7 separate regions of the Mus musculus genome follow, and all the other regions are linked to region 7. Evidence: chromatin loops called from intact Hi-C (ENCODE). Cell type or tissue: left cerebral cortex. All regions are shown on one strand. Region 1 overlaps Peak1 (pseudopodium-enriched atypical kinase 1). Region 2 has its middle 28 kb from the start of Gm31529. Region 3 overlaps Peak1 (pseudopodium-enriched atypical kinase 1). Region 4 has its middle 74 kb from the start of Gm31529. Region 5 overlaps Peak1 (pseudopodium-enriched atypical kinase 1). Region 6 overlaps Peak1 (pseudopodium-enriched atypical kinase 1). Region 7 holds the start of Peak1 (pseudopodium-enriched atypical kinase 1).

What was found. Peaks named below come from ENCODE experiments on the same cell type or tissue, not always from the same donor. Only the 100,000 strongest peaks of a DNase experiment are listed, where the experiment ranks them.
Region 1: it touches region 7 in a loop (2.5-fold over the local background); 20 of 42 quality-filtered maps call a loop at or near these places.
Region 2: it touches region 7 in a loop (4-fold over the local background); 15 of 42 quality-filtered maps call a loop at or near these places.
Region 3: a loop joins it to region 7, with 1.8 times the contacts of the local background. A loop is called at or near these places in 7 of 42 quality-filtered maps.
Region 4: it touches region 7 in a loop (6-fold over the local background); 24 of 42 quality-filtered maps call a loop at or near these places.
Region 5: a loop joins it to region 7, with 2.4 times the contacts of the local background. A loop is called at or near these places in 13 of 42 quality-filtered maps.
Region 6: a loop joins it to region 7, with 5 times the contacts of the local background. A loop is called at or near these places in 20 of 42 quality-filtered maps.

The regions. Positions count from the first base shown.
Region 1 is chr9:56,272,261-56,276,260 of GRCm38, reverse strand. The region is part of intron 3 of Peak1 (pseudopodium-enriched atypical kinase 1); the gene reads left to right. All of the region lies in intron 5 of Peak1os (a long non-coding RNA gene), which reads right to left. Among named protein-coding and RNA genes, the nearest start is that of Peak1os, 33 kb to the right of the region's middle. In left cerebral cortex, a CTCF peak has its summit at 1,929 (motif pointing left); a DNase peak (open chromatin) is centred at 2,504.
Region 2 is chr9:56,550,648-56,554,647 of GRCm38, reverse strand. No RefSeq gene overlaps it. Among named protein-coding and RNA genes, the nearest start is that of Gm31529, 28 kb to the left of the region's middle. In left cerebral cortex, a CTCF peak has its summit at 1,579 (motif pointing right); DNase peaks (open chromatin) are centred at 1,598, 2,046 and 2,846; H3K27ac peaks cover 191 bases.
Region 3 is chr9:56,322,870-56,326,869 of GRCm38, reverse strand. The region is part of intron 2 of Peak1 (pseudopodium-enriched atypical kinase 1); the gene reads left to right. Peak1os (a long non-coding RNA gene) reads right to left here. Exons shown (of 6, transcript XR_003948326.1): 6 at 1,728-2,242. Among named protein-coding and RNA genes, the nearest start is that of Peak1os, 84 kb to the right of the region's middle. In left cerebral cortex, no CTCF peak of the experiment used is centred here; DNase peaks (open chromatin) are centred at 126 and 2,101; H3K4me3 peaks cover 672 bases; H3K27ac peaks cover 409 bases.
Region 4 is chr9:56,503,963-56,507,962 of GRCm38, reverse strand. No RefSeq gene overlaps it. Among named protein-coding and RNA genes, the nearest start is that of Gm31529, 74 kb to the left of the region's middle. In left cerebral cortex, CTCF peaks have their summits at 1,589 and 1,789 (motif pointing right); DNase peaks (open chromatin) are centred at 1,411, 1,754, 2,295, 3,732 and 1 more place; H3K4me3 peaks cover 1,800 bases; H3K27ac peaks cover 2,895 bases.
Region 5 is chr9:56,211,747-56,215,746 of GRCm38, reverse strand. The region is part of intron 6 of Peak1 (pseudopodium-enriched atypical kinase 1); the gene reads left to right. Among named protein-coding and RNA genes, the nearest start is that of Peak1os, 28 kb to the left of the region's middle. In left cerebral cortex, a CTCF peak has its summit at 2,215 (motif pointing left); a DNase peak (open chromatin) is centred at 2,198.
Region 6 is chr9:56,264,571-56,268,570 of GRCm38, reverse strand. The region is part of intron 3 of Peak1 (pseudopodium-enriched atypical kinase 1); the gene reads left to right. Peak1os (a long non-coding RNA gene) reads right to left here. Exons shown (of 6, transcript XR_003948326.1): 5 at 1,018-1,997. Among named protein-coding and RNA genes, the nearest start is that of Peak1os, 25 kb to the right of the region's middle. In left cerebral cortex, a CTCF peak has its summit at 3,720 (motif pointing left); a DNase peak (open chromatin) is centred at 3,693.
Region 7 is chr9:56,415,946-56,419,945 of GRCm38, reverse strand. Peak1 (pseudopodium-enriched atypical kinase 1) reads left to right here and starts at 1,896. Exons shown (of 7, transcript NM_172924.3): 1 at 1,896-2,005. Hmg20a (high mobility group 20A) reads right to left here and starts at 1,327. Exons shown (of 10, transcript NM_025812.3): 1 at 1,015-1,327. In left cerebral cortex, a CTCF peak has its summit at 2,271 (motif pointing left); DNase peaks (open chromatin) are centred at 964, 1,694, 2,262, 2,753 and 1 more place; H3K4me3 peaks cover 2,964 bases; H3K27ac peaks cover 2,045 bases.

The DNA of each region.
Region 1 (4,000 bases), 140 kb after region 7:
ATGCCTGACCTAAAGCTTTACTACAGAGCAATTGTGATAAAAACTGCATGGTACTGGTATAGTGACAGACAAGTAGACCAATGGAATAGAATTGAAGACCCAGAAATGAACCCACACACCTATGGTCACTTGATCTTTGACAAGGGAGCTAAAACCATCTAGTGGAAAAAAGACAGCATTTTCAACAAATGGTGCTGGCACAACTGGTGGTTATCATGTAGAAGAATGCAAATTGATCCATACCTATCTCCTTGTACTAAGGTCAAATCTAAGTGGATCAAGGAACTTCACATAAAACCAGAGACACTGAAACTTATAGAGGAGAAAGTGGGGAAAAGCCTTGAAGATATGGGCACAGGGGAAAAATTCCTGAATAGAACAGCAATGGCTTGCGCTGTAAGATCGAGAATCGACAAATGGGACCTCATGAAACTGCAAAGCTTCTGCAAGTCAAAAGACACCGTCAATAAGACAAAAAGACCACCAACAGATTGGGAAAGGATCTTTACCTATCCTAAATCAGATAGGGGACTAATATCCAACATATATAAAGAACTCAAGAAGGTGGACTCCAGAAAATCAAATAACCCCATTAAAAAATGGGGCTCAGAACTAAACAAAGAATTCTCACCTGAGGAATACCGAATGGCAGAGAAGCACCTGAAAATGTTCAACATCCTTAATCATCAGGGAAATGCAACTCAAAACAACCCTGAGATTCCACCTCACACCAGTCAGAATGGCTAAGATCAAAAATTCAGGTGACAGCAGATGCTGGCGAGGATGTGGAGAAAGAGGAACACTCCTCCATTGTTGGTGGGATTGCAAGCTTGTACACCCACTCTGGAAATCAGTCTGGCGGTTCCTCAGAAAATTGGACATAGTACTACCGGAGGATCCAGCAATACCTCTCCTGGGCATATATCCAGAAGATGTTCCAACCGGTAAGAAGGACACATGCTCCACTATGTTCAGAGCAGCCTTATTTATAATAGCCAGAAGCTGGAAAGAACCCAGATGCCCCTCAACAGAGGAATGGATACAGAAAATGTGGCACATTTACACAATGGAGTACTACTCAGCTATTAAAAATGAATTTATGAATTTATGAAATTCCTAGGCAAATGGATGGACCTGGAGGGCATCATCCTGAGTGAGGTAACACAATCACAAAGGAACTCTCATAATATGTACTCACTGATAAGTGGATATTAGCCCAAAACTTAGAAGACCCAAGATATAAGATACAATTTGCTAAACGCATGAAACTCAAGAAGAATGAAGACCAAAGTGTGGACACTGTGCCCCTTCTTAGAAATGGGAACAAAACACCCATGGAAGGAATTACAGAGACAAAGTTTGGAGCTGTGATGAAAGGATGGACCAACTAGAGACTGCCATATCCAGGGATCCACCCCATAATCAGCTTCCAAAAGCTCACACCATTGCATACACTAGCAAGATTTTGCTGAAAGGACCCAGATAGAGCTGTCTCATGTGAGACTAGGCAGGGGCCTAGCAAACACAGAAGTGGATGCTCACAGTCAGCTATTGGATGGATCACAGGGCTCCCAATGGAGGAGCTAGAGAAAGTACCCAAGGAGCTAAAGGGATCTGCAACCCTATAGGTGGAACAACAATATGAACTAACCAGTACCCTGGAGCTCTGGACTCTAGCTGCATGTGTATCAAAAGATGGCCTAGTTGGCCATCACTGGAAAGAGAGGCCCATTGGACACACAAACTTTATATGCCCAGTACAGGGGAACGCCAGGGCCAAAAAAATGGGAATGGGTGGGTAGGGAAGTTGGGGGGAGGGTATGGGGGGCTTTTGGGATAGCATTGGAAATGTAATTGAGCAAAATACGTAATAAAAAATATTAAAAAAAAAAAAGGTTATACTTCCTAACCATCCCCCAAATAGCGCCACCAACTGGGGACTATGTGTTCAAACATCTGAGCCTCCTGGGGACATTCTCACCCTAATCATCACAAGGGAGAACAAGGGATACTTGTCTGCTGTGTCTGCCTTTTTTTTCCCTTTCCTTTCTTAAACATCATGATCTCTAGCACAAAGGACAGTCTTAAGAGGTTTCACCAGTATCAAGCTTTAAAGTCTATATATTAATCCCAAATTTTCCAAATTATATAACTTGAAAAGCTTTACTTCTTAATTTTACTGCTTCTCCATGTCCAAACATCTTTCCCCAACCCCTACCATAAAGAGATAATCAGGCCTACCTCTCTCTAGGTTGATGAGAGAGCAGCGAGGAACACATCATATCCTGAACATCGTCTCTTCATTATTTTATTTGATCATCAGAGAAAATTCAGTGTCCATTTTTATCTTAATATATTCATGGCCCCTTTCCAAGAACATCAGGTACCTTGGAAGTAGCCTGACATTTAGCCAAAGACATGAATGACTAATTCAGAGTTGCATCTTAAAGACAGAAGCAGGATTTGGGTTTCCAACCACAACTATGTTAAACATCACACTTAGACCACACTTGTTCCCCGTGTGCATCTGATTCATCTGCTTTTTGTAGGAGTTGGTATTTATTTTTGCCTTCTGTGTTGCTTCAAGTCAGACAAAGCTTTGATATTAACTCTTACTGCAGTCTTCTGGCGAGAGCTGGCTGTGACCTGGGAGTGGTGGTGTGCTCAGCACATCACTCTTCACATTCAGGTGTTCAAGGACCATCATGCTTGCTCATTCATTCATTCATTCATTCGTTCCATCTTACCTCCCTCCCTCCTTCCTTTGTAGATTTATGGTGCATTTATCAATTGTACTTTCACAGTTATGCAATAGACTGTTGTTTAGAGTAATTTGGAAGTTGTCTAGTCTCCTTAGGTTGTCTTGGGCATTGCTTTCCCTTCGCTGAGTCAGGGGTCTGTTTCCTTAGGGTAGCTATGTTTTGTGTTTGAGTTGATATATGATTGGTTTTGATATTTTGTCTTACTGGATTTTATCTCAAAATATGAGGCTTGTTTTTTTTTTAATATGTTTTCATTTTGTGTATATGGGTTTAGTTTTAGGTATCACATGTGTGTCTGGTGCCTGCAGAGGCCAGGAAGAGTCAGACCTCCAGGAACTGGAGTTAGAGGTGGTGTGAGCACCGTGCTCTTACCTGCAGAGCTGTTTCTGCAGCCCCAGAACTTAAAAGTCTTAGAAAACCTACTCTATGCTGAATGCTACCCCAAAATATTTTTCATTTAAATTGTCTACTATGACCAAAACTTTGAAAGCAGTAGGTCTATCGGAAATTATTAAACCATAGTAATGGAATTTTTAAAGATTATTCAATCATTGCCCAGAAACCTCATCATGAAAATGTTCATGTCATTTTACTTTTAATTACATTCAAACTAATTAAATTCTTCTTGAATGCTGTATTAAACTCTACCTCTTGATTTTAAGCAAGAGCCCAAGGAAAATAATAAAAATTGCCTTTGCCACTAGGGAGATTTTTCTGGTCTATAACTGCAAATTTTGTTGTTTCTATTATTGGCTTGCACTCTTCTAAGGATTCTTTGGGGTAATACTTTCATTTTAAGCAACAGCCATTGCCACACATCATAAACAAGCACCGGGGCCTCAAAGCTCTGTCTTGTGGGCTTCTTTTAGAAGGTGGTGTGTATTGTCTTCAACTTTGAAGGTACCCTTCTAAATCACACTTTTTATCATAATCCCTAAATTCCCCAAAGGGATCATATTGAAACTTCTTTTAGAGTTAAGTTCCTCTTATGAGTTGAATTTTCAAGGAGCAATCTTTTTCCCCACCATTTCCTTATTTTCTGTGGGAGATGACTAATGTTTGTCATTGATCGCTATATGCCAGGCAGTAAACTTACCTCATGGTACTCCGTGGTTCACTGCCTCCTTATCTAATCTGCTGCTCTGGTGTTTTAGTGCTTTCAGCAAACCAGAAGACATTGTTTCCTATAACTCTAGAGAGATTTGGGCAATTTTCTATTAGGATATGTTTGAAATGAT
Region 2 (4,000 bases), 130 kb before region 7:
CACACTCCATCTTTCTGGCATCTCTAGGTTGCAGATGGCCTCAGTGGTAATTCTTTAGCCAGAGACATCAACCATCAGAAGGAGAGGAGAGAGTTAGGGTTGGGGCAGTGAAGAAGCCAGGCTGAAGGTAGATTTGGCCATGGCAAAGGGGCACATAGCTGGGGAGGGCTTCATTTCAAACAAGGTGGAGCCGGAATAGACTCCAGTCCTGGATCCCTGCAGCACGTCCTCCCTGATCTCTCTCCGCCCCCATCAGTGCCCAGCTCCCACCTGTGTGCCCTTGAAGGCTCATGCTGGGGGAGGTGAGAGGAAGTGACAGGAAACAGATGGCCAGATTCAGAGGAGGGATGCCAGACTAGCTCAAGGTCACCTGACTAGCTCAAGGTCACCCATATGCCAGCAATTAATCCAGGCTTGGCATGCTGGTCTCCTGCTCTGGGCTGGTAGCCTCTGCTCCAGCAGCAGATGAAGAGCAGAGACTCGGAGGGAGGCCGAGGTGAGGATGGACGACAGGGGTCTTGGGCTTGTGAGGAAGAGCTGAGCAGGGACAAAGAACTGTTTATTCAGCTCGGTTGCCATCAAGGTCCAGAGCTGTGTAACCATGACAGCTCTAGGTCTCAGACCTGCCCCCACCTCACCAAGCCATACTGGACCCTTCCCTGTCACATCCAAGCCTGCAGGCCTGCAGGTGTGACAGAGGAGACAAAAATGAGCCACTCCCAAGGGCCTTCCTGCAGAACGTTGCAAGAGATCACAGGCAAGGGTCAGCGCTGGCCTCTCTGGACAGAGCAGAACTGAGAGCCAGGGCAGCGCCAAGCCGGCGAGCTGGCAGGCGTCGACTGCCATGTTGCAGCCCTTCTGTTTGTGTGGAGGACACGGCTATGAAATGTAAGTAAAACCCAAGGCTAATTTCCCCGGTCAGAAGGAGGAGGCGCTGCAGTGTGCTCAAACCCTAATTAAACCCGCTCGGGCGGTGGAACACCAAAATCAGTTCCAAGATCAATATTGCTATTCATTTAGAAGTGTAACAAGGTTAGAGAGGTGAGCAAAGGAAATAATTAACTCATTTGCAGCCTTTTTAAACAGAAACAGTCATTTTAATCTCCAGGGTAATTAGCTAGGCCCTGTCCATCAATCATGACGGCTGCCATTATTTTAAGTATTTTATTAATTAAGGAGGGAGGGGACTAAGGCACCCTTCAACCCCCCAACACTGTTTACTGAAGCTGGAAGGACCCTGAGCAGGAGCCGAAGAGCACTAGACAAAGGGTCAGCGAAGTCTGTGCTGAGAACGATGGCTGTCAGAGAAAGGCTACCATATGACAAAGTTGAGGTGACAGGTGCGGAGACCCCCCACCCCCACACCAAGGCTTGACTCTTGACAAACAACGATGCCCCATTCAGAGTCTGGAAGTGCTGGGGTGTGGGATCCCCAAGGTCTGCTTTGGTAACTGCTCCTAACTTTCTGGGTGACAACGACATGCCCCTGCCCCACCATATGCCCTATGATACTTTAGATGTATGTGGGATAGTCAGAAACCAAGGCTTCTAAGTGCCCAGGGGCCTCCAGCCACTGGAGGGCAGCAGAGCCCCAGGGACCCCAGAGCGAGGGCTGGACTGGCTCAGTCTGTACCAGACCCCATAGCTCCTGTGTTTGTCACTCACTGCTCAAGGTCCCATTGCTCAGTCCTGTGACTTGGACAGGAAGCTGAGTCAGATGGTCTCTGACCCTGCTAACAGCTTGGTTTTGGCTATTCAATAGGAGCCTGCCCTGGCCTGTCTCCCTCACATTCCAGATGGGGAAACAGACCCAGAGAGAGGAAGGGTGTTGTTATACTAGTCTTGTTTAGTATTTGTTAATAAACATGGACACAAAATTCCTGGCCTGAAGAAGACCTTCCGGGGGCCATCAGGAGAAACTTGTAACCAAACAGTAACCACTGGGCAGGATGAGAAAGCTGACAAACAGCTTAGGACAGAAGGTCAGCAGAGGCATACCCCAAGCAACCTGGACAGTCAAGGGAGGCTTCCTGGAGGAGGCACCTCTCAGATGAATCCTGGTGAAAGGCAGGGCAGTGCATCCCGCAGGAGAGGGAGAAGCAGTGCAGGGACCCGGGCAAGAGTATGAGGAGGCTGAGAGGGGTACAGGCAGATTGGACACCACAGGCCATTCAGGAGGCCCGAGTGGGAGAGAGTAGGGCAGGGCAGCAGGGTAGCTATGGGTGTCTGGAAAAGAAAGGAGCGAGGCAGGAAAGTGCTGGGTCTGGTGGCCACTGTCTTGCTATGTCCTGCTATGTCTCCCTGCTCCCAGCCTTGGGCTTACCCTGAAGTTGATGATGTCATTTTCTCCAAGAGCCTCTCCCTAAGCTGTCCTCTCTGCGACTCATCTGGGAGGCGAGAGAGTAGAGAAAGAAGGGACTGTGGAGACAGGAAGAGAAAAAAAAACCCAAAACAAAAAACTATGGCTGAAAGGGACAGCCAGGCATGTGAGGGCTGCCTGTCTTAATGCCCTGAGCCATACCAGCACCATCCTCATTAGATAGCCTCTTCTTGCATACCTCCTGGCCGGGGAACTCTCTTATCTCTGGAGTCAACCGCCTTCTCTCTAGTTGCTGACTCTGTGCCTGGGTGTGCAGAGAGCCCCACTTGCAAGTCTAGGACACCCCTCGTGCCTCCAGCACTAGTCTTCAGCTACCTTAGTTCCAAGTCAGCCAGGCAGGTAGAGTACTGACCGTGGTCATCAGTTGCTTAGCAAACTGGGAAGATCAGAGAGCTTCGCTGGTCACTAAGCTGGCACATGATCTTCTGGGAGAGTTCTGGGTCTGGGCACTGGCTCTGAGGTTGGGGGAAGGGAGGAAGAAAGCAGAGGTCCAGAAAGAGGGAGGAGGGAAGAGGATCAGGCTGAAACTCGGTTGCTAGGGGCAACAGCATTACATCCTGAGGAGGAACCAGATGCTGAGGAGGGCAGCAGATCCAAGCCCGGCAGGCTTGGGGGTGAAAGGGGGAGCACACAGCCAGGAACCCAGGAAGAGGGTGGGACACGCGTAGGGTGTGTGTGTTGTGGGGGGCGGTTGGTGTGGTAAAGGAGGGTTATGCTACATGGGGTATGTGTGTGGTGTGGTGTGGTGATAGGGAAAGAGTATGGTATATGGTGGGGGAGTGGTGTGGTGTGTGTGTGTGTGTGTGTGTGTGTGTGTGTGTGTATGGTATTTTGGGGGGTGTTGTTATGTGAGGGGTTGTGGGAGGGTAGTGCGTGGTATGTGTATGCATTCTCATGTGTGTCTAGCCAGGCAGTGGTAGTGCATGCCTTTAATCCCAGCACTTGGGAGGAGAGGCAGGCAGATTTCTGAGTTCGAGGCCAGCCTGGTCTACAGAGTGAGTTCCATGACAGCCAGGGCTATACAGAAAAATCTTGTCTCGAAAAACCAAAAAAGAAAAGAAAAAAAGAAAAAGAAAAAGAAGAAGTGTGTGTGTGTGTGTGTGTGTGTGTGTGTGTGTGTGTGTGTATGATGAGGAGGGAGGGGTATGGTATATGGGGTACATGTGTGGGGTGGTGGTAGGGAAGGGGTATGGCATTTTGTGCAGAGGGGTGGTATGGTATGGTGTGTGTGTGTGTATGATATTTGTGTGAGTGTTGTGGTGTGAGGGGTTGTGGGAGGGTGGTATGTAGTGTGTGTGTGTGTGTGTGTGTGTATGTTATGGTATAGGTATATGGTGTGTGTGTGTGTGTGTGTGTGTGTGTGTGTGTGTGTGTGTGTGACTTAGGGCAGGTATTTCCACAGCTGATCTCACTTTCAGGTCCACAATGCCTATGGGTCTTTAGAATTCAAGAGCTTTCTGAGGAGCTGGGGCTGAAGAATCATGCTTGACACAGCACAGGGCCATATGGGACTCCAGCCTGGGCCCCAGCAAGTCAGCTGTCCTACCTGCTAGGATCCAGGAAAGGACAGAGTTGTGAAGAGAGACTTAGGGGACACAAACCAAAGGCTAGTCCTCTGAG
Region 3 (4,000 bases), 93 kb after region 7:
CTAAAGGCGCTGCGCTGCTGTGGACCAGTGTTGAGTGATGCTCTGTGTTGAGCGATGCTCAGTGTTCAGTGATGCTCAGCTTTCTCAGATCTCCCTCCTGTGTGTTTGGAACACTTGTTCTTTTAGTTCATGGGAATCTGGTGTCTTCTGCAGTGCTGGCATCTGCCCATGGTTTCTGACAGCTTTTGCTTCACTCATTTTGTACCTCTGGCGTGCACACTTAGGATTTCCCCACTTTTTGAATAAATTCTCTTGTAGACTCTAAAATGCCCTTCAATCTCTGACAATAAGTCTTCTACTGTACTTTATATAAATGGGGCTGTTCCATATTAACATTAAAGGGTTTTTGTCTTTCTAATTTAAACCTGTTGCCTTATTTTTGTGTGTGTGTTGAGGGGGGTCAAGGGGAATAATATATGTTTGGATCTTAAACATTTTATGTCTTAATTATTTACTTGGAGATTTTGTTGTTGTTTTGTTTTGAGACATGATCTTGCTATGTAGCCCAGGCAAGCCCAAACTCAAAATTCTATGTCCCATTCCTCTTACATGGGTCACCATGACCCAGTTATAAAGTGGGCCCTATACATTGAAGATTTAGAGCAAGACATGTACAGCTGTGGTAGTAGAGCACTTGCTTAGCATGTACAAGGCTGTGGATTTAGTCCTAGCTCGATATGGAAGATAATTTATGTTTAATATATTAATAGGTTTTGTATTGAATCTGTCCCCTCACTAGTTTGTTCTCTGTTACTCATCCCTTCAAAGTAATCATGCTGTTAGATTCTGTTTAGTTTCTTTTCTTGGTTCATTTGGGCCACCATCAGTTTATTTTCGAGTCTATGTCCTTGGCTTTTGTTGTTTTAGTTCTTGCTCTATGAATGTAATACATCTCTTTTCTTAGAACGGCATCACATCGTGCCTCATAAGATGTGGTTTTTACAAGAGTGGTTTTTTTCCACTATGTCAGTTTTTGGTTTTTCTTTTGATTTTTGGTGTGTGTGTGTACACGTAACAAGTATGATACACTTGTTAAGATCGAAAAGCAAGTTTGTGAAGTAACTTTGTGGAGTCCTCTATCATGTGAGTCCTGGCCATCAAATCTTCAAGCTTGGTGGCAAGTGCCTTCACTCCCTAAGCCATCTCTCTAGCCTACCCTTAAATTTTTTTTCCTCCCCTCTTGCTCTCTGCACTTCCCTTTAGGTAAATTTTGTTGCTCTGTCTGTAAGTTCACCAATGCCTCTTTTCTTCAGAATATAAACTATTCTTTGTCTATTCCACGCAATTTCCTCTTAAATCTTAAATTTTTATTTGTCCATTTTGTTTTGAAAATCCTCAAATTCACTTACACTCACCGTGTTCCTGTTTTCATTCATATCCTGGACCATTCGAAGAATAGAATTAAAGAATCACTTTATATGTTTGTTGCCTGCTAATTGTCTCATTTCTTAGTGTCTCTAGATGGATATTTTCCTGGTTATGAATTACAGTTTTACTGCCTCTTAAAATATCCAGTAGTTTCATTAAATGACAGATAGCTGTGAATTTTCTATTCCTATTAAATTTTGTTTCTTTAAAGAACATTGGACTTTCCCTAAAAGACAACTTGCTAATTGCATACTAATTTGTTGCCTTCTAGCCTAAGCTCAGATGACTTCCATACAAGTTCAGAGTAGTCCCCCCCCCCCTCCCCCAAGGCTGTGATGTGTCTGTGATGTGGCCCATCTGTGGTCCTCCTGGTTGGTTTGTATATTCAGTAAGGTTTTTCCCTTCATGCTAGAGAGAATTTGTTAATTTTCTGCTCAGTGTCAGCTTTGAGAATCATTTATGTTTTTATTCCTTGTTAACTTTATTTCCTCGGACTTTCATCCTTTCGGGAAATGCTACCGTTGCATACAAGTGTTCGTATAGCTGACACTCAGGAACCCGGTCCCGATTCTAGGAAACCCGTTCGCCCTCTCAGCAGCTCTGCTGTGTGATCTTCAGCCACACCGGTCTCCTCCAGTGTTCTGCTCAAGTTGACAGGATTGCAAGGCTCTGTTTGGTTCTTACTGCGTTGCAGTGGAAACCGCTTTTTGCCGGAGAGGGAAGCTCTTTCTTCCTTCTCTGTAGTCCTGGTCCCCACGCCTGAGTCTGAAATGGTCTTTTCCTGTTTTCTTTACCATGTGGTTCTTGTTTGCAGTGGGAGGATCATTCCAGACGTGTTTACTCCCTCGTGGTCAAAAGCAGATGTGGAATCATTCTAGAACGAGTTATAACACCTTTGCAAAATTCCAAAACTCTCAGATTCCAAAGCTATTTTTAATCACTATTGTTATGAATAATCTTGTTTCTACTGTGGAAATGTTATTTACATTTCAACTCAAAAAGCCCATTACAACTTTAAATCAGAACTGGTCAGAAGACAATGATGTGTCATACCTAACAAATTTTATAACTCAACAAAAAAGGGTTTTTTTTTTTTTTTAGTATAAAACTGACTTCATATTATTGGATAATAACTGTAAATATAAAAATACTATTTAACGTTTCCTTACAAGTATAAAGGAATAAAGTAGCAGTGGGTAATGACCTAAAATAAACTATTTGACCTAGAGTTTATTTAATTTTTTTTCACATAATATATTTTGATCATGTTTCTCCCTCCTCCCATACTCTGCCCAGCTCCCTACCCACCCAAACCTATCTTCTCGTCATCTCTGTCTCTTACTCTCACTCTATCCAAAGAACAAAAAGAAATAAAACAAACAAAAAAAGCCTACCGAGAAACGCCCATTAAGGCCGTTAGCATTTTAAACCGTATTTCCTCTTACATTGGAGGATAGTGATACTGAACTGAACTTAGATTGTGTCAGGAGTTGGAAAACATTAATTATAAAGGGAGACTTTGCAGGCAGTCAGCTTACTATGCTCTGGTCGCTACTTACCCATGCCCTTATATAGTTCAAAAGCAACCGGAGATGATACATAAACAAAAGAACTGGAAACCTTATTTTTAGATAATGAACTTTAAATCTCATATAATTTTTATGCTCAAAATACTCTCCTTTTGATTTTTTCAATTGTTTTAAAATATAAAAACTATTTTTAGCTTGTAGACTATAAATAAGCAGGTGACAAGTTTGGCTTGGCTCCTAGCTCATGGCTTTGACTATGCCTGCTCTGTCTAACTATATTTTCCAGTGAGATGTTGGATTCCCAGGAGATTGATGCGTTGTACTTCAGTTGTGATATTTTTACTTAAAACTATCCCCTATTATTAAGTTTAATAATAAAGCAAACATGTTTGGGCCTATAGGACTTTTGAGAGAGACTGTAGTACAGAGGTTATGTTAGGAGCTGGACACGATGGCATGTGTCTGTATTCTCAGTTACTCAGGCTGAGCTGTGGAGTTTGATATCAACCTGAGCAGCATAGTGAGTCACTCAGTGTCTGTCTGTCCCTCTTTCTCCCTGTCTCTTGTCCCTCTCAATAGCTGTCTTTTGCCACTTTGTGGGGTCTTCTTTCTTCCACTATTCTCCACCCTTTCAATTCCTAACACTAGGTTGGAGAGAAAGAGATTCTTAAATCTAATTTCTTTCTTTTTGTTTCTTCTTCGACCATGACTACTACCAAACAGCAACCAACCCTCCCAAATGACCAACTTTGACCAGCCCTGCTTCTCTGGGGCCCTGGCCTTTATATACCTTATGAAAAATCCCCAGAATTCCAAATGCCACATATTGCAGAAGCTATCTGCAATTATTTGCAATATTAATGTTGCAAAACCATGCCTCTGTTAGAGCACAAGACAGTTCATAGTCAGCTGCTAGGGACACTGAAGCAGCACATCCCACACCTGGGATTACAGTGTAAACCTATTATAATAGTTCTGTCTTTTTTTAAAGAAACCAAAATTCTGTCTTTGTCTCTCTGTCTGTCTCTATCTCCCTGACACATACTCCCTCTTTCATATACACGCATGTATGCACGCATGGTGGCAGAGGCATCTGGCATCCT
Region 4 (4,000 bases), 88 kb before region 7:
ACAAGGCAGATTCAAATACCCATTTAACAGATGGCACAAACTAAGTCTGTAAGAAATGCAGACCTGTCTCAGGCCCCAGCAGAGTTAACAGCTGCAGGAAGCAGCTTGCACCATGCTTGGCTATCTCAGTTGGGGAAACGCTAAGCTTGTGAAGGGACCTGGAGCCAAAGGCCCACTGGAGTGGCATGAGGAGGAGGGAAAAGCACTTCAGGTTCAAGTTGCTAGTTTTGCAGAGTGTAAAATTACCGTACAAGTCCTAGAGAATAAACAGAGTTAACACCCCATTAAATACAATGGACTTTCGCCGTGTGCGCCAGACGTGCTAGGACTGAAACTAGCTGAGCGGGAGGGAAATGTATCACACCCGCTGCCTTCATGCTTCCAAAGAAGAAAAATCCAGAGCAGGGGTAAGAAAGCCCCGGCAGCGGCTCTGCAGGCTCAGGGCTGAGGACCCGGTAATGAAGTCTTTCTGGAAGGTAGGAAGGGCTGTGTGCAGTGTGCTATTTTTAAACCTGCTGTAGTGGCAGTTGTATTCCTGCCCTGGCACTTTCTCTTGCAGAGGAGGGGCTCGGGGGAATGCAGCCAGGAATTTAGATGCTATTTATTGTATTTCCTTTTATCAGTCAAATGATTTTCTTATTTCCCACGTAGATAAAGATCTTGCGCTCCCAGCTTCGGCTTGTTGACCTTGTCAGGACCGCTGTGCTGTCTGGAAATTGGTCCCAGAGAGAGAGAGAAGGGCATTGTTGTTAGGGGCTGTTTGGTGGTTTGGGTTTTCAGTCCTCCCAGCAGAGAGGAGCTCAGTTTGCCAAAAATAAACAAATAAAAATCTTCCCCTCAAAACAGAAACTGATTGTCTTATGCCTTCTATTTTTCTCTTGCAAAACTGAAAGGTTGTCCAATAAGTTTGCTTCAGTAGCTTTCTGCACCTGGCTTGGGAGCTTGGGCAGCGCGCGCGCGCGCGCGCGCGCGCACACACACACACACACACACACACACACTTCTCTCCCTCCCCTCTTTCTTCCTCATTTCTTTTCCTTCACCGTTTCCCTTCCTTTCTCCTCCTCTCCCTCTCTTCTTCCTCTTTATCTCCCTCCTTCTCTCTCCCTCCTCCCTCTCTTCCTCCCTACGCCCTTCCTTTTCTCCCATTTTCTACCTCTTTCCTCTCTCCTTCTCCCCTTCTCTCCTTCTCTCGCTCTCTGTCGTTTCCCCTCCCTCAACCCGGCGAATCGACTCTGGCAGTGCTGCAGAGCCTTCTTCTTGGCAGGAAACAGGGCAGAGGGCGGGGCCTCCCTCTGTCTGTGTTGCCAGCTCCTGGAGGTGGAGATGCCAGTATGCCTGAGCTGAGCCATGGCAGCTTCCACTCTGCTGGAAGCCTCGGAGGCAGCCAGGCCTCTGCCAGCGCCTTCCAAGGGCACAATGAGGCCACAGGGCTGCCTCTCGGCCAGAGGCCTCCTCGTGGGCACGCTGCCCCTATTGTCTCGCCTGGCTTGGGATTGCTGGCTAGGTTCTCATGCAGAAGTCAGCGCCACTGCCTCTCACCTCGGAACTAGCTCAGCAGATGCTGCGGGAGGCTGGAGTTTTATAGCAAATCCTCATTTTTGGCTGGCTCGCAGCTACAGAACATCAAAAGAACCAGCTAGTCCGAGGGCAGCCAGCCTCTTGCAGGCTCGCAGTGGGAAGAAAAAGGAGGTGCAAGGCCTCCAGCATGCCACGGTGAGCCAAGGTTTTAACCAGGAACTTGCTTTCCAGACCCCTCGGGTCCTTTCCCTCCACCGCGGTGCTGTCTGATCTGGACAGCAGAGGGCGCTGCTTCCTCTGACAGCACAGCGACCCAGTCTGGCTTCCCACATCTGGAAATGGGCTCTACCACTCTTACGAAATACCAGAGAGCCGGGGATCTGTCTGTGTGAGACGTGCTGGCACCCGAATGCACACGCATACACATCATGAATTCCACTTTCTCATGAGTTAGATTTCCCGTGAAGAGCGCTTGTGGAATGTGGGGAATTTGCCTTGCCAAGGCGGCCAGCACATCCTATTCTTGGGCTTGTCTGGCCCAGGTTGGAATGCTTGGATGGACCACCCTCTGGTCTGAAGCCTTTACCCTCCCCTCCCACGTGGAGAGGGGAAGAAAAATGGGAGACCTCCCAGATCTTTTTCTCAAGGGAAGAAAATTAAAAATGTTCAGCGCTGACCTTATAGGCCTTCCTGATGAAAGCAGATGTGGACAGCCAAGCAGCTTCCTAATTACAAGAGATTAGGAACGCCAAAGTGACAAGCCAAGGATGGAGGAGGACAGGGCTGAAGCCAGCCAAAAGCCCTCGTTGCTATTCTGAGTCTGCTCTCCAGACTTCTGAAAGCTGCATGCATTTAAATGTCCACATTTTCTGCAGAAGCCAGAAATCTCTACTTCTCTTGGCCAAACAACACATCAGTCTAATATGGTGTGAGAGAAATATGTTACATTCTTTTATGAACAGAATGTTAACATCAACCAGAATCAATATTTATATCCAAGAACACAATGAACTGGCTTGTTTTGGACTGCACGAGTTTAAGACTGGGACATTGGGAAAGAGTGGGGGGCCCTTCCCTCCCCACCCCTGAAAGACAGACAGGCTGAGGCTCAGGCATCCCAAAAGCGTTCTGCTTGGAAGTCTGGCCTTGGGTCCTTTCCCTGCCCTGCAGGGCTCCTGTCTCTTGGGATTGTAAGAAGAAACCAGAGCAGCAGGCGAAGCCGGATTCCATGATGAGGTGCAGGATGTGAACCCGCATCCTGTAGGCAGGTCAAGGCCTCCTCCTGTCAAGCTAGGAGAGAAGGGCCAGGGCCAGGCCTGCATCCGGCCTTTCCTGCTGAACTCAGACTACTAGGTGCTGACACAGGACAGAGGGACACTCGGAAGCTGACAAGGACCAGAAGGGAGTGTTGCCCCTATGTAGGTGGATTTTTTTTTTTTTTTTTTTTTTTGGACCAGGCAGTTACTTTCAGGTGAGGCAGGGGCTGGGAAAGAGGCCGAAGCATCCCTACCTCCATCAAATAAATGTCTTTATTCCTTCACATTGACTTTTTTTTTTTCTTCCAACTTTTCCTCCTCTGGAGTCAGCTACTTGCTCCCTGCATGTAAAATCTTTACCTAATTAAAACAAAAACAAAGGTCTTTCCCAGATGATCTTGTGTTTCCTGGCAACACTGAATCTCAAAAGGGAACTTCCTCTCCACCCTCGCAACCCATGGACTCAACGGGGGCTCCTTTTCCCCAGCAAACCAGCCCTCTTGGTTTTGTGATGAGGCACTGAGTACTAGACCCTTGCAGCAACCGCACTTGTCTCTCATTAAATACCTGCAGCTCATTACTGCATACCCTGCAGCAATCCTCACTGCCTTAATAGACGAGATCTTCAGGAACGATCCTTTGGTTGAGAGTGAAGATTAAGGCATGATTAATCTTGGCCCCCTTTAACTGTGGGTCAAGTCTTCAGAGTGGGAAACCCCTCGGGGCATGACCACAGCTGATAATCTTTTTGTAGTCTCCAGCCTTTCCCCAGGTGTTTAGTTGCTGCCCCGTGCTTGGCTCATCCTGTAGCCTTCACCCAGATCTTTTCTATCTTGAGACAGGGTCTCACTCTGTAGTGCTAGCTGGCCTGGAACTCACTATGGAGATCAGGCTGCTTCAGCCTCCTGAGTGTTGGGATGCTAAGCCTATCCTGCCATGCCCAGCTTTTCATACAGTTCCAAGAGACAAACAGGAAACATCCCAAGCACACTTGCTATAAAATCAGCCAACATAAACAGATACTGCCACGCCAGAGGAACGTCTGGAGTATTCTTTCCAGATGCACAAGTTCCCTTGTTGAATCTCTTGCAGGAAGCATATGCAAGAACAGGCTCTAATAACTGCAGAGATGCTAGCTGATCTAAGCTAGCTAGAAAAGCTCCTCTGTCCATGTGCTCTTCTGGAGTCAAGGGAAGGGGAGCATAGTCATGGTTGGGGTAAAG
Region 5 (4,000 bases), 200 kb after region 7:
CCCATAATGGAAAAATAAAAGCTAATGTAGGCTATTTTTGAAGAGTCCTGCATTTTGTAATTATTACTTTCTTTGGGGAAAAGAATAGAAAATTGAGTAGAATGACGAAGGACCTTGTCGTTCTGTAGTTCTGTTCAGTATAAAGTTGGTGAGTCTCTAGGGCAGACTCCACTCAGCAGACAGCTAGCATTGATCCAGTTTTCCTCAATCGTGTAGTCAGATCAGTCATGAGCATTGATTACTCAGGTCTGTCTGCTATTGCCCCCTCCCCATTATTTTGCCAACTTCCATCTGTTTCATGAAAGCTGTTCATGTACTCTAGCTGCTCTGGGCAAATAAACAATATAGCCACCCTGGATTCAGTGTAGCTTTTTCTTGGTGTTTTGTATAGGTAAATTAAACATGTTCTGTGTGCCTTGTTCTCTGTTAGGCCCTGAGATACAAGTGTCTGTTCTTAAAGTGGACCCAAAAAATCAGCCAACTATAGTAAGAAAGATGTCCAGACAGAAAGGGTACAACAGGCATGGAAGACTGGCTACAGACAGACAGACCACCATGGTAGGAATGAATGGAAAAGGAGCAGGAAATACAGTTGTGAAAAGAGACTGCTAGGTTATCTAAATAGGTATGTTATAGCATATTTTTAAAGATGCCTTTGCTCCCTGTGAAAGTTATTTTTAAGGGAATTCATAGGAGAAGCAAGGAGTCCCATTGGAAAACCTTTGTGGTAGTCTAGGAAGGCAGTAATGGTAACAGTAGAAGTGAAGAAAGGACAATTTGGAAGATATTTAGGAATAAAATCAGTAGGAGCTGTAAATCAGTTGGACATAGGGAGTAAAGATGGGAAAGAAGTCCAGAGTGAACTTGATGTTGGAAAACAGGAAACAGAGCCAGGTAATGGAGCCATTCACCAGGAACAGAGAAGGCCAGAGAGTGAGGGTGCAAAGGGCTCAGGTTTGATTGTACTGGATATTAGGAATTCACAGGATAAGGCAACACAAATTATTCAGCCAGTGTTTACAGTGTGAGAGTCAGAGACATAAATGTGGTTTACAAATGCAGGTATGTGGTCAGCAGTGGAACAGAATGTCGAGTGAACACTAGCAGTTCAAGCCACCTTTGGGACAAAGAATCAAGAGATAGTAAGTGACCAGCTTACATATCATACTCATGCCACTCCCATCCCCCTTGTCTCTGTTTCTTATCTTAAATTCAAAGGGCAGCAGGCTGGAAGGTCTACTTTACAGGTAGCAGACAGTGAGGGCATTCTGGAAGGGTCAGTAATGATAGCCGTGTGCTGTCTTTTCCTTCCCAGCTGCTCATACTGTGGCTTTGCAGTCATGGCCCCCTACAGTCTACTTTATACAAGTTAGCTGTCTGGGTTGACATTCTTATTACAAACATAAATGCTTTATAATGACAAATTTGCCTCAAAGGTATGCAGAGCAGTTGCCATGAGCAACACATAAAATGAGCCCCTGAACGAAATGAATGTTTGGAATTAAACTTTTCAGATTGTGTGTGAGGAGCCATTGTCCAGCTCAGATCCCCTGCTGGGACCAGGCTGTGTACATATTGTGTGTTTGACCCGGGTTTTAGAAGGTCTTGAGAGAGGGTAATCTGACCCTGATTCTGGCTTTGTTTTTTTGTTTTTCCATTTCCCAGCAGATAACTCGTCAGTGGTTAAAGTGTCCCCACCCTGTATTTGGAAATCTTGTCAGATGGCTTTCATCCGACAAGCGGTGGCCAGTGCTGTAGAAGCATCAGCCATGCTGGTCTGCTTAGTTAATAGCAACAAGATACTGCTCCTCCCGTGTGTATTTTGCCAACTCAAATATGTACCCATTTTCCCTTCAAGCCCCTGCTTTTGCAACTGTACATTATGTCGTGTAGAGATCAGCTAGCTACCCATTGTAATGGTCCCCTGATCCTTCTTGGGAGGAGGGATCAAGCTGACATGCCCGGTGAGCTGGTGAGCATGAAACCCCTGCACCCAGGGAGGACTCCTAGCCAGCTTCTACTCTTCTCATCTGGTGCTCCCTTTACTGAGTGAACTCGGCATCGCTAACGCTGATGATTCAGAGACAGAGACAGACAGGCAGGCAGGCAGACAGACAGACAGACCATGGTATATTTTTCCCACATTCAGCAGCTAGATTTTGTTCTGCTGCAATGTGTTCTGTGCTTGGATGCTGATATTGTAGCTCCCTCTAGTGTCTCTGGGGTGCAGTCCCTCAGTTCTTCAGTTGGAGAGACTGTAGACAAACACAGAATCTGCCCAAATTGGCAGCATTTTAAAAAGGCTTTCCCATAGTTTTCTCTTGTTAGGAATGTGAAATTTTCCTCATTCTGCTGTTGGTTCAGAGCGTGGGAGATGGGACCAGGATCCCTGTGGGAATAGTTCTTCTGAGGGCTCCTTGAGATGCCCCTGTTTAAGCCAGCTAGCCTTATAAGGAAAGAGTGGGAATTCTGTTCAAAAGAGATTGATGAAAACGTGAAGCTGAAAAGTTTATGTTGATCCCAAGTAGAGAAAATATTAGGTAAAGGAATTTAAAAAAAAAAAAACTGGCAGTAAAAACTTTGTCCATTTATTCTGGAAAGAGTGGTTTGTTCTCCAGAATAACTTTTGGGCTAGAAATTTATCATCTGAAGTCAGATCATTTTGAGGTATTTTTCTAATCTAAAGGAGTCAAGTTATTAATATTTGAAAAATGGCTACTATGTAGTACATAGAATAATATAATATTCCTGCCTAAATTAACATCATTGCAGCCTCTATAATAAAGATTTATGAGCTACCTATCATGTGAAATCCTATTATGGAAATCTCCACAAGTCCATGTTTGGGTTGTAACCGGCTTCACGGTTATAAACCAATTAAAAGCACAGTGCCTCTCCTCTCTCTTCTGCTCTTTCTTCTCTCGTTTTCATTTGCCCTTAAACCAGATTGACCCATTATTCTTCAGCCTGTCTGTGTAAATACAGAGATAAGGAAGTGCTACCTACTCAGCTTGCTCTCTGGGCAGGCCATTTTCCTCCCAAGCATCCAAAATAGTGGAACAATTTATCACTTCTTCTGTGTAAGTCACTCCAACCCTTTATCTCAAGTTGATCTATGAAGCCAAACATAAATTCTAGTTGTAGAATCCATGTTCTTATCTACTCCCAAAACTTTGGAAGACTTTATAAAAATATGTATGACTGCCTCTGTGTGTACATGCAGATAAATTTAAATATCACAGGATAGGCTATCTCCTTTACATTTGATCTTGAACCACCTAATGGTGAAGTTTTTCTTTTTCTTTTTCTTTTTTCAGTGTAAATTGGCATAGTAAAAAGTAAAAATTTAGTTAAACCATTTTTTCTTAGAACTAGGATGGCTTCCTTGGACTAGAACATAATGCTGATCTTGGCATCGATGGTGGTGACCTTAGCTAGGTGTAGTGACCACAGGTGTATGTAATCCCAGGAATTACATATGTAGCTATATGTAATCTCTAAGGAAGGAGTACTTCAAGTTTGAGATCAGTCTGAGCTCCATAGTGAGTTCCAGGCCAGACTGGATCCTTCATAGGACACTATCTGAAAAAAAAAAAAAAAAAAAAAAAAAAAAAACAAGAAAACCTTTACTGTTAGCTGTCCTCCCTCGGACCAGCAGTCAGCGAGCCCCGCTGCTGTGGCAGGTAGCTCTCAGAACCTAAAGGAGAAGGGACCTGGACATTTGCACACATCCTACAAACAGTGTAATTTTTTTTTTACCTTGTCCTCTTTGAAAAACTATATTCTGTATGAGTGCATCCTTTTTAACATTTCCAAGTGATCTGATTGGCTATCAGCATTACATTTGTGTATCTCAGTCGTGTGTAGATGTCCTCAGTATACTTGATCCCATTTCATCTCTCCAGCTGCCTGTGAGGTAAGGTTTCCATATTCTTTCTGTTGTTTGCTTTATGAGGCAGGCTGAGACCCAGAGGAACTGAATGAGCATGCCCAAGGATAC
Region 6 (4,000 bases), 150 kb after region 7:
GCAGCGAGTTCTCTTAACCTCTGAGCCATCTCTCCAACCCCTTTCTAACATACTGGAAATCCCACATTGTAAAGCACAGTAAATACGGCTTATATCATGGTGTCATTTCCGTCTTCACTTGGAAATCCTGAATCATTTCCATAAGAATTGAGCCTGTTTGTCCCTTCATTATTTCTTATATTAATAGTGTGGTTGTTGCCAGCTCAGACTATAAACACAAATGTACACGCAGACTAGAAATAGTGCTTATTAGTTATAAGTGGCCATTTTGTAATAACAGCTCAGCATATGTTTATGTTAATGTATTTGTGTGAGGGTATGTGTAGTATAAGTGTGGATATGCTCATGTGTATGAAGGCGAGTGTGCTCCTTGGTGTGCGTATAGATGCCTGAAATTGACTGCAGGTGTGACCGTCTCTTGTTTGCCATTGTGTGTGTGTGTGTGTGTGTGTGTGTGTGTGTGTGTGTGTGTGTGTGTGTGTGTGTGCTTTTGAGTTAAGGTCTCTCACTGTGCTTGTTGTTTCAGCTAGGCTGCCTAGCCAGCAAGCTCCAGCCATCAGCCTGTTCAATCAGTGCTGAGGTCACATGCACATGCTGCTAGCCCTGCCTTATATGTGGGTGCTGGAGATCTGAGCCCAGGCCCACATGCTCACACAACAAGCAGTTTACCCTCTGAGCCATCCATCCCTCGCGTCCCTGTTAACTTGTCTTAGACAGAGACTTTAGATCAATACTGACCTATTTTGAGAACTCACAGACCCTTGAAAACTACACCCTGGATCCCAGTTTAGGAAATACTCTTTCAGTATAATTTTAATTAAAACTTGTTACATTGCAGTATTTTCTTGAAGCAATCAATCTATACTTCTCAAAGTAGTGTGTAATTCAGACGTTGACTAATTTGCCATTTTCTTCTTTAAAGGTTTAAATTATAAATGTTTTACAGAATAGATTGTTTACTTTGCTGTAGCTAAAGGAGGAAAATTTTAGTGTAGTTGAAAATATAATATCACTTACCAAAGTACAGGTTACACTAGATAGTGAAGTCTCCAGAAATGGTTGCATTGCTAAAATCATACAAGTCCGGTTTCTCTTCGTAGAATAATGAACTTTTTTCTTCCCAGTTTCCCTTTCCTCTGCTTCTTAGTTCCTTCATCTCTCTTCTCCTCATTTCTTTTCTTTTGATGTACACAACATGTCTTCTCTGTCGTCCATGCCTGAGCTGAACTGTACCATTTATACATACTCGTGGTACATTCGCTCACCCTGTACCATTTGTATATACACGTGGTGCATTCACTCACCCTGGCTCTGGCCTTCACAGGCTCTGTGTGGCCTTGGACAAATCCCAGTTTCTTCACTCTAAGAGCAGCACCAATGGTATCATATATGTCCCAGGGTCTTTTGAAAATTGTGAGTCTTCATGGGCAAAGTGACCCTATGTCTAGGACTTAGTAGAATTTGTTCAGTCTGCTCTCTTCAGGGTCTAGTTTTTTCTCAGCAGTCCATTGATGCAAATAAGAAGAGGACATAGCACAGTTCTGTCTTCACAGGACTTGTATTTTACAGTATGATGCGATATAATAATAGTGGTATTTAGGGAATCAGAAGGAAAAGTCATCACAGAGGTAACCCCTGAACAGAATTGTGAACAGCTAAAAGTGAATGGGCTGCTTCTGTCATGTAATAGAGCTTTAAGATATGCAAATTAAGCATGCTTTGCTTTGCTCTGTTCTTGAATTAATAGAACATCATATCTTAAGAGTTTGCCTATTCTTGTAGCCAGGAAAGTGATATTATTATTATCACCGTAGCCGTCGTCATCATCATCATCATGCTATCTCCAGAAGAGCCTTCTCATAGAGTTTCTATTTGTGATCCACAGTGAAACTGTCTTTTATCTCCTGCAAGCATCTTCCTGCAGCTTTGCTTCCACTTCCTCTCTACCCTTTTAGTCATGTACTGAAGGTCTTGGCATGTCAGGTCAGCATTTTTCACTGTGGAAAAAGGAAAAGTTGGGAACAATGACGTGGGATATTTGTCACATTTTCCTTTGCTTTTTAAAAAAATATATAAGTGAATCACAAATTCCATTACAAATCCTAATGAAAACCTTGCTTTATAAATTTGACGTTGGAATCATAGAGACTGGCTACTGTGGGATGCCATGTGGCCTAGCGCCTCCAAGTGTGTCCTTAAAAGCCTGTGGACAGCAGTGAGGATTCTTGGCTCTGCCACTGTGGAAATGAGGCAGATTTTATGGGGAGAGCTAATGGCCTTCAGGAGTCAAAGTATTGGGGGAGGACCTTAGCAGTCTATTCCCATACTCCTTTATGATGGTCGGGCTTTCCTTTGGTTACCTTTAAGGAGTACTGTGTGAGGAGTTTAATAGACCCCCTACCCAGTCCCTCTTTAAGGACAGGAACTGCATCCCTCTTAGCAAGCGCAGATGCTGACAGTTTAGTCCAAGATTGAAATCCAGGGAGAATTGGTTGTTTTGTGTCAAATCTACTTGAAACAGTTGGGCAAGAAGCACACTAATTATAGCCATTGTTGAGCAGCAGAGAGCAAAGAGCAGCAGTAGGTTCTCAGAAGGCCTTCATGACTCAAGATGAAATCAGCTACTCTAGAATAGCTCTATCTATAGCTCGAGGGGTTTCATCCTGGAAGTTATGAAATAGAATTTTAGATCATGGGGTAAATCCTGGCTAGCTTCTGGAGGCAGCTTCAGCCATTAAAATTTCCCATCAACCATTTCATCTGTAGGATTTGCTTTAGGGTTCTAAGAATGTGGTTTGGTTTGAGCCTGCGCTGGTCTCATGTGCTGGTCTCTGTAAGTTCAAATGTGTATCAGTCCTGCTGTGTCTGGACACTGTTTCCTTTGAGTCATCCCAGCGATGACAGGAAGTGGACGCAAGTCTCACCCCTAACTAAGATGCTATTTGCAGTTGATACTGGCTAGGAAAGGGAAATCAGTTTTCTCCAGCAGAGTGTTTTGGGATGTATCAACCACACTCCAAGGAAGTCAGTGTAAAACAGGCTCCATGGGACTTGGAGTTTTTAAGGGGGTGCTATTTAGAGTTTGTTTTGTCTTATTAGTTTTTTGTGTTTTATTTGATTTTCATTTTTGTTTTGTTTTTGGAAAGGGGGAGTGGGAGAAAATATCAGGTTGGGTAGGTAGGGGTCTGGGGTGAATTTGGGGAAAGGGAAAACATGATCAAAATTATGAAAAATTTTAAATAAAAGATTATAAAGAATATATAAGCAAATGAGCTTTAAAAAAAAAAACCAAGCATTACATTTTGATACTCCTTATCAGACCTGCTCTGGCAAATTCGTAGAGCGTGTCAGAGCAGGTCGCTGTGTCTGTATGCACATGCTGCAGGAGACACTTTTATTTCTTAATGTCTCAACTTAAGTTCGGTGACTCAAGTTTCCTGTTTGGACAGTGCTGTCAACGAGAGGGCACGAGAAGGGAAAGCTGTAGGTATTATCAATTGCCCTTAAGTGATTCTGCAAAGGCAGGAAAGCCAGAAGACCCGGCCTCGGATAGACCTGCATTGGGTATAGCTTCCTTCTCTAAGGGCCTGCATTAAGTTAAAATAGTTTTGACAGCATCTTTAACTGAACATCTTTGTCTCCAAACATAATTAGTGTTTAAAGCGGAAGGCATCAAAGTCCAGGTTTTGTGGCTTAGACAGCAGCTCCATCTGGTGCTTACTGGAGGTGTGTGCTCCTTTCATCTCCGGGTTCCAAGCAGCATAGATACAGATGTGCACAGGCCTTTCAAAGGAACGGCCACACTAAAACTGGCTTCTAGCGATGACGTGAGTTAACTGGTCTTGATGAACCTCATTTGGCAGTTTTGTTAATGTGGTTGTTGCTGATCAATTCAAAAGCCATCATTTGGTTTAACTAACATACTCAGATGGAAATAATTTTTCATATTTATTAATCTTGGAGAAAAATAAAGCACATACTACTTACAAAGAAAACCTGT
Region 7 (4,000 bases):
AAAGTTCTGTCTGCCTCATCTTTAGTTCTTCCCGAGACATTTTCCTCTCACTCAGTACGTCACTGAACTTGCCATCCTTTGGCCAGGTTTTAAAACCATAAATAGACCTCATTTTTCAATCAGTAACAAACTCAAATTACAAACGGGGAGACACCATAAAATGCATCTTTCATAAACATCCCAAGAAAGCTACATGAAAACAACACTAAAGTGGATGATGTCTTCTCCAGCATGAGGTGAATCCTTAAGTCCTAAAGGAACAGTTCTAAGTATGTAACACATTAGTGCCCTTTATTACGGTAACATCAAATCGGAGTACTGCAGCATGACACTCTCTCCCTCTGCAAACATGAAAATGCCCTGTAATTTGTGTGAACTATTCGGTACTCTAACTTATAAACTACCTCCTTAAAAGAGCGGCTAAGGAGCTCCTGTTCCGTGTCTAGGTAGAGCCTACACTACTTCACTCAGTTAAGGACAAGCTTGACTTGGGTGCAAGGGTGGGCAATTCACAAGTCACATAACAAAGTATGTAATCTTGCAGAGAATTTTAACAAGGTGTTTAAAATTCTTTGGAGACAGCATTAAGACAATCTTGCTGGGGAGAGATTTTCCAATTTACACACAGAAACAAAATACATAAATTCTGATCGTGGCCTGGTGATTATCATAATTTGGGGAAATAACCGAACTTGTGACGTGAAAATACAACCCCAAGGCTGTAGGAACTCTCTCTGAGAATGGCACAAACCAACACCTTTTCTGGCTCTCATCAACACGGGAAGTGGCTTGGACACCCCCCAAACATCATCCTACCCCCACAGGAAGTGAGTTACAGTTCCCCCTCCCCTATGACAGCATGTCTCCCTTCCCCCAACCGGAAGTGAGGCGCCCCCATTCAGTGGGCCTTAAACCAAGACAAACCAATAACAGCAGCAGCAAAAGAAGGATGATCTTCAAAGGGGGAAGGACATCTCGACTGTTGCCACCCCCATGCTCGTCTTGCTTACTAACCTGCTGACGGCAGGAGCAGGCAGGGGCCTGGGGACTAATGAAAGTCCCTTGCACAGAGGACAATTCCCTCAGCCCCTCGCAATCGCCTTCACTCTTCACTCCGTCGTCTCACAGCTTGACAGAAATTCCTCCGCAGTACTTTATTTTGGTGTCTTTTCTTACTCTTTACCTAATCACTTAGTCACCTCCAGATAGGTAACTTCTTTTAACGTGGTAATACTGAGAATTGTTCCGTTGAGGAGAGACGTGAAATGTTATACCCGATACTTTCAGAGAAATGAAGGGATTATTTTGCCCAATGCGGCGAAGGACTACGTGACCACGCAAGGTGAGACACACTTTCGCGAAGGTTCTTGGGAAATGTAGTTTTCATTTTCATTGCTAAGGCTCTCAAAAAATAGTGGGACTTAAATTTTAATTACTGTATACTGGACTCTTAGAGGATAGTTATTCTGTACTAGACGAATGGCTGACTTAAGGTGATTCGGCCCCGAAAAAAATCCAAATCTGCGCTGTTTCTTTCCACTGGCGTTTAATTGAACCCAAATTCCCCGTCACATGGACTCAAGGTCCCTGCCGCCCCGCCCCCTGGCTTTGGCTCCACCCCTCAGCCAATCAGACTTTCTCTAGCTCGTGTTCTCCGGATATTGGCACTCAGGGAGGCGTGGCCTCTTGTCAACTCCTCCCATGGGGCTGAGAGTAGAGCTCGGAGACCGCCGAGGTTTGGTGCGGGCACGCGCGGGCGAGCGCGCGCGGTCTGAAGAAGTGAAGCGGCAAGGGTGCGCGCGGCGGGGCGGCGTGCAGGGTTGGGAGGAGCGAGCGGACTGGTGGGCTGGGCGGACGGAGAGCGGCCGGGAGCGCGCTGTGGACTCCGCGGCCGCGAGTAGTTAGTTAGTTGTGTCAGTTGCTCGGTGGAGGCGGCCGCGATCACCAGAAAGGGGACGGGACAGGAGGCAATGCTGAATATCGCAACGGCTTGTGCTCCCCTCAGGTAACGGGGGCAGGGTTGCCCACGTACCCTCCGGTCCCTTTCCCACACGCGCTGGCTTATGGGGCCAGGGTCGCCGAGAGGTGAGGACGCGGACCTAGGGGGGATCGGGACTGGGTGGCGCCGCAGGGGCTCGGCAGCCCGTGCGTCCTGCGGGGCGCGGGCTGCAGTGCCCCGGCCACCCACGCGCCCCGCGGGCGCCGCGAGCCCTCTCATGCCCCCCACCGGCCCAGGCCTCGTTACCCTGGCTGCGATGGTCCCGGGAGCGCGGCGCCCCCCAGAGGAGGGAAAGTTGGAACCTGGCGGCTAGGGACTTCCCGGGGCTGGGCTGCGAGGCTCCAGGGGAAAGTGAAGCCTTAGAGGAGCTGGAGATGTGGAGGCTGGGGCAAGAAGGGCTTCTGCCTAGTCTGTATGGTCGCCTCACTCCCAGACTTTGGAGGATCAGGCTCAGCCTTGCCTCAGCAGTCAGGACGGAACCGGTGGCTCTGTGCCTGCTCACTTTACGCTCTGGCCAGGGAGCCCCTAATGTGCGCAGGCTTCCTAGGTTGCTTAGGGGTTTGGGATTTTGAGAGGCTGGGTTAGACATTTGTTTTTCTTTGCCCTTTGGCTTATGGGTTCTTGCCAATTTCCTTTCCTCCTTCGAAGAGGACTACCCATCTGAATTGGGTCCCCTTCTCGTTATCCCCCATCTTATGCTCCATTTGTTGGAGAGCTTGATTTTGTTCTTGGACTTCATTAAGGACTGCTGAGAGCAATATCAAAGAGTAGTCCGCCCTCCAGTCCCCCTCCCCCAGGCCCCATGTCTGCAGTCCAGTTTTTAAGGACCCAAATTGAGGAACCAGAGCTGTGGAATGGAGTTATTGGATGGCTGGTGTTGAAGGATAGAGATGAGTTAGAGGAAAACTATGATTTCATCTTTATTGGCCTTACTATAGAAAACCCAGTACATTTTTCTTTGCCTCTGTTGAATGTGGTAAGAGTACACTCTCAATTAAATACTTGGTGACTTACATAAAAGACTATTTTTAAGCCACTGGATGATGTGCATGAACTGCTTTTTCACCTGAGTCGGAATTGCTTTGAGTATTCTGTTTGGTGGCCTATCTGTTGACTTGATCTTTTTCTTTCTTTCTCTTTCTTTTCTTTCTTTCTCTTTTTTTTTTTCAGCCACACTGTCCTCCCTTTATCTACCTTGGCAAATTAAGTATGTAGTCAAGAGAACACATATTGCTCTCTGCAAAGAGGAAAAAAAAAAAAAAACCCAGAAAGCCCAAACTTGAATTATCCACAAGGGTAAAACTTTCCATGAGCAATCTTGGATACTCACTTCATGATGGCTTCTTTTGTAATCTCAGAGCATTTTAGATCTTTCAATTCACTGACTACCCTAATTACTTTCCAAAGTGCCTGGCACTTTCTTTGGTGACTTTTTCAGTAAACTATAATTGCAGGTGAGGTACATTTTCTTGGCTTCCAAGTTAGGAGTTAATAGCCTTATCACAGAGATTAACAGTTAACAATGGAAGCAGAGTTCATACTACTGCAAGTGAGTTTTGGCAACGATCAGGTCACAAACTATGTGAAAAAACAAAGATCCCCTCCCCAGAGTTGTCAGAGGGGAAGAAGAGAAAATATTTTATCGTGTCTCTATTTGGGAGAGAGTAGTATGACTATGTTATGTGGGGGAAAATGGCAAATTATTTTCTTTAAAGCTTTTTGATTTGTGGTCCTCCTTTCTCCCACCCTTTCTTTAGGGACTGACATTTATGTTTGGCTAGTTTCCAGTGTTGTAAGGCGTGTTTTGGTGAGAGGAAAAGATAAGCTTGATTGAGTTGTTAGGGTATTGCTTATTCATTTTGTTTAGTAATAGTGCAGAAAACTTACACAGTGGTGTTTAAACCCCATTAACATTCTGTCAGAATTTATTTTTAAGAGTCTGTCCTGAGGCCCATAAAGAAATAATGCCACTTCATAACTGTTTTCTGACAGTCACATTAA